Linked DNA regions of Homo sapiens: all the other regions are linked to region 2. A link is a loop called in an ENCODE intact Hi-C map of the cell type or tissue named here. Cell type or tissue: endothelial cell of umbilical vein. All regions are shown on one strand.

Region 1 (2,500 bases), 290 kb after region 2:
TTTGGAAATACACTTTTAAAATAAAGTGATGGGAGGCTGGGTGCAGTGCTTCACACCTGTAATCCCATCACTTTGGGAGGCTGAGTCGGGTGGATCACCTGAGGTCAGGAGTTTGAGACCAGCCTAGCCAACAAGATGAAACCCCATCTGTACTAAAAATACAAAAATTAGCCAGGCATGGTGGCATGCGCCTATAATCCCAGCTACTTGGGAGGCTGAGGCATGAGAACCCAGGAGATGGAGGTCGCAGTGAGCCAAGATCATGCCACTGCACTCCAGCCTGGGTGACAGAGCAAGACTCTGTCTCAAAAATAAAAATAAAATAAAGTGGTGGGAAAGAGAGACGTTTAGTATCTCAGCCACACTAAACCTTTAAGCCTCTGTGCACACAGCCAGTCATTTCTTGATCTCTTTGTTAATATAACTTTAGTATCAGGCAGTTTGTTGTACAAAGTCCTGCAGTTCTTCAAGTAATAAACTCACATCAAAACACTGTTTCCGAGCATTAAAAAAATATATAGCATTGATTTAAAAAATGAATGAACTGAACAAAGGTCTCCCACTAATGACCCTCGTGGGATATTTGAGAGGGTTTTGGAGCCAGCAGAGGCCAAACTAGAGAGTGGGGCGGGGTGGGGGCGGGGACGGTAGTCAAAAACGTCAGCGCAAGCCCAGGAAGTACCTCGAAACCTCATCTTCCTGCCCGAAGATGAACTGCCTGAACTGTGCGGGGCAGAAAGGATGGGAGCAGCTGCCCCACCTTCCTGCCCAGTCCCAGCCTCTGGGGAGAGGGTCTCCCCAGGGCACCCTTCTGGGAGAGACAAGGAGAAAAGTTGGTGGGAGGGGACGGTCTGACCAGGATGGGTGCCCAGGGCCTTGGAGGGTCCTCCCGTGCTGCAGGGACCCGCAAGAACCCCGGGAGCTGCCTCCCTCCACAGCTCACCAGCTCCCCCGTGAGCTCAAGCCAGGAATTTCAGGCAGGCTCTCGGGGGTCCCCAGACTTCCTTCTACTCCAAGGAGCCTGGGGAGCCCGGGACCTCCCAGAAAAGCATGTGGGCAGCTCTGCCCTAGGAGACCATGGTTCTTGTCAAGAAAAAGTCACCGAAGTCCAAGAGGCTCCTCCAAAGAATGTCTACTGAATTCCCTTCCCCTTCCTTCGGACACAAAATGTCTGGAGAGGCAACAACCTGGTTCCAGGTTGGAAATGGAGCCATATTACGCTGCTGGGGCACCCACCACTCAGATCTCCCTCTCACTTCTCTGGCTTCCCCCTGCATGTCCCCTTCTGGGCCCAAATCCTCTCCTGAGAGCCCCCCCACCCCTGGTTTCGAGCCTGCAATCATTTGAATGACATTCAGGTCCAGCTGGCTGCCCGTCGATCACGACTCGAACGCGGGGTAACATCGTGTGCATGTGTGTGCGGGGGACTGGGGGGACAGTGAAAGAGTCCCAGGCAAGGATCCAGGAGTCAGACCCGGCCGGGATCTGCTACCCTTCCCTGCGCACCTTAGGCAGACCACACGACCTATCCCTGGTTTGGTGGCCTCATAATAATCACCAAGGTTTATTAAGCCGCTGTGCGCAAGGCACTGTGCTGCGCACATTGCATGTATTATCTCATTGGATTTTATATAGTGCTAGCGTCTGAATGTTTGTGCCGCCCCCGACCCCCGCCCCAAATTCACATGTTGAAACCGAGTCCCCAGTGTGATGATATCAAGAGGCAGGGCCGGCTGGGGCACAGTGGCTCACACCTGTAATCCCAGCACTTTGGGAGGCCAAGGCGGGCGGATCACTTGAGGTCAGGAGTTCGAGACCACCCTGGCCAACATGGCAAAACCTCCTCTCTACCAAAAATACAAAAATTAGCCAGGCGTGGTGGCGCATGCCTGTAATCCCAGCTACTCAGGAGGCTGAGGCAGGAGAATCGCTTGAACCCAGGAGGCAGAGGTTGCAGTGAGCCCATATCATGCCACTGCACTCCAGCTTGGGTGACAGAGCGAGACTCCATCTCAAAAAAAAAAAGAGGCAGGGCCTTTCGCGGGTGATTAGGTCATGAAGGCTCTGGGTCGGCACCTGAATGAATGGGAATCAGTGCTCAGAGACCCTAGGGAACTTGCTTGCCCTTTCCAGCTGAGCATGTGCCCAGCATGTGAGGACATAAAAGGCACCATGGATGAGAAACAGGCTCTCACCAAACACCTCATCTGTCAGTGTCTTTAATCTTGGGCTTCCCAGCCTCCAGAACTGTGAGCAATAAATATCTGTTGTTTTTGAGTTACCCAGGTATTTTGTTATAGCAGATGAAACAGACTAAGGCATAGGGACCAATATTATCCCATCTAATAATTGAGAAAACTTGGGCTTGAAAAGATCCATGATGGCTTACGCAAGCTCACAGGGCTAATAAGCGACGGAGCTGGGATAGAATTTAGGCAGTTGAACTTCATGACATGAACATAACCACAATTCTCATGCTAACCAATAGTAAAATAATAAT
Region 2 (2,500 bases):
TTGAACAATGCGACCTTATTTTGTCAGGTTCTGTTTCGACATGCTGGGATACTGTCCTAGTTCCGGCTACTGTAACAAGTTCCATAGACTGGGTGGCTTACAAACAACAGAAATTTCTTTCACGCAGTTCTAGAGGCTGGAGGTTTGAGATCAGGGAGCCAGCATGATGAGGTTCTGATGAGGGCCCTCTTCTGGGTTGCCCGCTGCTGACTTCTTGTTGTATCTTCACATGGTGGGGAGAGGGTGGAAGAGCTCTCTGAAGTCCCTTTTATAAGAGCACTAGTCCCATTCATGAAGGCTCTACATTCATGACTTAATTCCCTCTCAAAGGTCCCACCTCCTAATACCATCACATTAGGGATTAGAATTTCAATCTGAATTTTGGGGGAACATATTCAGTTCATTGCAGCTACCAAAAAAGTTACTAATGTTGGTATCCAAAAGTCCAACAACCAGCGCCCCCTACTTGCCCGGACTAGCAAGATTCATTCTCGGGACCTCTCGGGAACCCCAAAGAAAACTTTCCGTTTTGTTCATATGGATCCTGGGCAGGCTCTTCACCTTAGGTATCCAGCTCACTGCAGACACCTGCTTCTCCGGTCCCCTCCAGCCCTAGCTCCAGGGGCTTCTCTGGGCTGCTGCTGCTCTCCTTGTACTTACCTCTGGGTCCCGGGAGGATCACATGCCTTTCTCTCAATTCTCCAATCCCAGCTAGGACAGGCAGTCCTTTTAAACTGAAGCCTTAGAAATAACAGACAGAAATTAAAATTACAATGCCGATAAGGCAAACATAAAGCAGGATGTGAGGTAAAAATTCTATCACCTTTTTAGCCCCATACGGACCTCCTTAGGGACTGTTTTTCTCCTTTGAAATACTCCTTCCTCCCTCCTGTGATGCAGGATCTGCTAACTTGGGAGGACACCATGTAGAGCACCCTTGATCTTGCCTCTTTTTCCCCATCCTGGCCCTTCTAGGGTATTAAGAGATGGAGCCTTGAGAGTGACTGGGTCATGAGAATGGAGTCCTCCTGAATAGGATTAGCGCCTCGATAAAAGAGGCCTGAGGGAGCTCTTTTGCTTCTTCTGTGACGTTAGGACGTAGCAACAAGGCACCATCCATGAAGCAGGGAGCTCTCACCAGACACCATATCTGCTGGTGCCCTGATCTTGCATTTTCCAGCCTCCAGAACTACGAGCAATCCATTTCTATTGTTTGTAAGTTACCCAGTCTAAGATGCTTTGTTGTAGCAGCCCTAAAGGACTGGGACACACATTAACCAGTGTCTCCCCAGGCTGACCTGCCTCCCACCTCCCCCAAACAGAGGTCCCATTCAGCCTGGACTGGAGGGGTCTGATTGGTATCCTGGAGCATACGAAGGTTGCGGAGCTTGCAGCTTGCTTTCGCCATTTGGCTGCAGCTCTCCAGAGTTCATGCTAGGTGGCATCCTCTCTCCATGGAGGAGACTAGGACAGCTGCTTGGAGTGAGTGCTCCAACTGTATCTAACTGCTCCTGCACAAGCTCATTTCTATAGCACATCAACTCACAGCTTTGCTCTAAGATGCCACTACAGGAGGACTTGAGCTGCTCCAAACCAACTGGGCAAATTAGATATTATATTCTATTTTATGTAATTGTAAAAAAAGATCATTCTGTGCAATGCATTACATTTAGCATATAACTGGCTAGCTGAGATTTCAATGAAGGAGAAAATATATCCTCCTTTTATCGGGGCCATGAAATATACACATGCATATAATGGCCTATCTTAGGTCAGTAAACGCTTTATTCCGAGGCTTCAAAAATAATTGGACTCAGAGTTTTTGGAGCAAGAGAAAGTTTATGTGGCTGGGCGCAGTGGCTCACGTTTGTAATCCCCGCACTTTGGGAGGCCGAGGTGGGTGGATCACCTAAGTTCAGGAGTTCGAGACCAGCCTGGCTAACATGATGTAACCCCATCTCTACTAAAAATACAAAAAATTAGCCAGGTGTGGTGGAGGGCGCCTGTAATCCCAGCTACTCAGGAGGCTGAGGCAGGAGAATCGCTTGAACCTGGGAGGCGAAGGTTGCAGTGAGCCGAGATCGTGCCACTGTACTCCAGCCTGGGTGACAAGAGTGAGACTCCATCTCAAAAAAAAAAAAAATACATAAATAAAAGAAAGTTTATGCTATCGCAGCAGGAGGGTTGAAACCCTGTGAGCCCACTTCACCTATGAGTCATCTGGTTATAAGGGCTCCTAATGTTGCATTTAATTCAGCCTGCCTCCTCCTCCTCTTAAGAAGGAGTTCTACCATTGATAAGATCGTATCTATATGTCCAATATAGGCTACCATGCAAAACAATTGACTAGCTTTAGGCATGTCATCACCTGATAGATGCTGGTCATAAAGAGACCACAAGTGATGGTCTGGATTCTTTCCTTACCTATATTAACAGGAAATCATTGGCTTTTAAGTAAATTACTGGAAAAGGGGCCGGGCACAGTGGCTCATGCCTGTAA
Region 3 (2,500 bases), 60 kb before region 2:
ACCCCATCTCTACTAAAAGTACAAAAATTAGCTGGGTGTGGTGGCACATGCCCGTAATCCCAGCTACTTGCTATTTGGGAGGCTGAGGCAGGAGAATTGCTCGAACCAGGGAGGCGGAGGTTGCAGTGAGCCGAGACTGCACCATTGCACTCCAGCCTGGACAAAAGAGCGAGACTTGGTTTCAAAAAAAAAAAAAAAAAAAAGTTCAAGCCGTCCCCCACACACCCTTTCCTCCCGCCCTAGCCCTCCTCCACTCGCCTTCCTGGAGCTGCCTCTGTAACTTCAGTCTCCTGTCCTTGGAAGATGCCTTCACATTTCTGTCATCTGTTAGCGGTTAAACCTCCACCTGCAGCTGTTGCCCATCTTGTTCTCTAACTTTAATTTTGGTTAGTGTCAGCCTATGGTCAAACTGAGCCATTTACTGATTTTGTCCTTTTAGGCTGTTATGAAACTTTCCTCACCAAATTTGGAAATGAACCATCATACTGGCCTTGGGGAAACAAAACCACAGATAAATTCTTTGGTAATGTGGGGTAGGGTGTGTTGGAAGCATTAGTCCAGTACTCAAATGTTGAGGTACCTACTCTGTGCCATGCCTGTGTTGTATTTTGAACTACCCTGATGGGCAGCAGCTCCCGCTCTCGCGGTGCTGCGCACAGTCCGCTTGGGGAATAGGGTCAGCAAACAGGCTGCTGTAGTGTGGCTAGTGCTAGGCGTGATGTGTGAAACAGAGTGGTATTGGAGCACATAGATGGGGACCCAGTTCAGTGCTGTCAATCCTGGAAGGCCTCCCAGAGGGAGTGATCAATGTCAAAGTCAGGCCTGAAGCATTAAGTAGACATCTACTCAGACCAGAGGAAACAGCTGTGTGAAGGCCCTGAGAAGAGACCACAGCCCATGTGAGGACCTGGAGGGTCTACAGGGAGGGGAGGGAGTGGCAGGATACGAGTATGGGAAAGGCTTGCTGTGGTGAGGAAGGTGGGCTTGATCTTGACGCACTGGGAAGCCATTTAAGGCTTTTCAGGCCCGGTGCGGTGCTCAGGCCTGTAATCCCAGCACTTAAAGAGGCCAAGGTGGGTGGATCGCGGGGACAGGAGATGACAGCCTGGCCAACATGGTGAAACCCCATCTCTACTTAAAAAAAGCAAAACAAAAATTAGCTGGACGTGGTGGCTGGTACATGCCTGTAGTCCCAGCTACTCAGGAGGCTGAGGCACAAGAATCACTTGAACCCAGGAGGTGGAGGTTGCAGTGAGCCAAGATCGCGCCACTGCACTCTACACTCCAGCCTGGGTGACAGAGTGAGACTCCGTCTCAAAAGAAAAAAAAACAGTTGTTCAGCAGGTGTGGTTTAGAAGAGCAGGCTGGAACGTGGACCGGAGGGAGTAGGCAGGAGATGGGCCAGGCAGTGCCAGCAGGGGATGCTGTTGGACTGCGCTGGGTGGTAGCAGTGGGCATATGTGGGTTCCAGACTCCATGTACTGGGCCCTGTCTACTGCATAGGCTGGTAAGGTGGGGAGAGGGCGCCTCCAGTGATCCTGTCTGGTGCACCTGGGGAGGTGGTGGTGTCAATTCCTGAGACTGGGAGGGAGAGCTGATCTCAGGTTCGGATGGGTTGAGTTTGAGGTGTCTGGGACATCCAAATGGCAAAGTACAGCCAAGTAAGCAGCTCAGTGACCAGCCTGAGTGCCCAGCAGTGTGGCAGTGCCACATTCAGGTGGGTCACGGATGAGAGAAATCTTAGCAGAACGGGAGGTGGGGTGGAGACAGTGAGGGCGGACAACTCTTTTAAAGTGTCTGGCTACAGCCAGGCGTGGTGACAGGCGCCTGTAGTCCCAGCCACTCAGGAGGCTGAGGCAGGTGGGTCCTCATTGAGCCCAGGAGTTCAAGGCTGCAGTGAGCTGATTGTGCCAGTGCACTCCAACCTGGGTGACAGCAAGATCCTGTCTCTAATGAGGCAGGTGACAAGCAGTTTATTTCTTTTTGAGACACAGTCGTTCTATTGCCTAGGCTGGAGTGCAATGGCATGACGTCAGCTCACTGCAACCTCCGCCACCAGGGTTCAAGTGATTCTCCTGCCTCAGCCTCCTGAGTGGCTTGGACTACAGGTGCGCAACACCACGCCTGGCTGATTTTTATATTTTTAGTAGACACGGGGTTTTACCATGTTGGCCAGGCTGGTCTCGAACTCCTGACCTCAGGTGATCCACTGACCTCAGGCGATCCACTGACCTCAGGCGATCCACTGGCCTCAGCCTCCCAAAGTGCTGGGATTACAGGCGTGAGCCACCGCGCCTGGCCGACAAGTAGTTTACATACTTCTGGGAAGGACCTGGCAGACAGAGGCTACAGAGCACAGCCCTGAGGAAGCAGAGAGAGGCCCAGAGCCTGGAGGACGCTGGCATTACACGGAGGAAGGATGGGTGTGGGTGCGGGTGTGGGGGGCTCCACTGCTGACCTGTTTCCTGGCGGAGGAGGCAGGGTCCTTTGCCAGAGAGGA

The links. Peaks named below come from ENCODE experiments on the same cell type or tissue, not always from the same donor. Only the 100,000 strongest peaks of a DNase experiment are listed, where the experiment ranks them.
Region 1: it touches region 2 in a loop (8-fold over the local background); 37 of 110 quality-filtered maps call a loop at or near these places.
Region 3: a loop joins it to region 2, with 12 times the contacts of the local background. A loop is called at or near these places in 10 of 110 quality-filtered maps.

Annotation. Positions count from the first base shown.
Region 1 is chr10:119,488,974-119,491,473 of GRCh38, forward strand. No RefSeq gene overlaps it. Among named protein-coding and RNA genes, the nearest start is that of RGS10, 52 kb to the right of the region's middle. In endothelial cell of umbilical vein, a CTCF peak has its summit at 959; a DNase peak (open chromatin) is centred at 928.
Region 2 is chr10:119,198,158-119,200,657 of GRCh38, forward strand. No RefSeq gene overlaps it. Among named protein-coding and RNA genes, the nearest start is that of GRK5, 8.2 kb to the right of the region's middle. In endothelial cell of umbilical vein, CTCF peaks have their summits at 493 (motif pointing left) and 1,437; a DNase peak (open chromatin) is centred at 1,444; H3K27ac peaks cover 548 bases.
Region 3 is chr10:119,138,229-119,140,728 of GRCh38, forward strand. No RefSeq gene overlaps it. Among named protein-coding and RNA genes, the nearest start is that of SFXN4, 26 kb to the right of the region's middle. In endothelial cell of umbilical vein, a CTCF peak has its summit at 1,402 (motif pointing right); no DNase peak of the experiment used is centred here.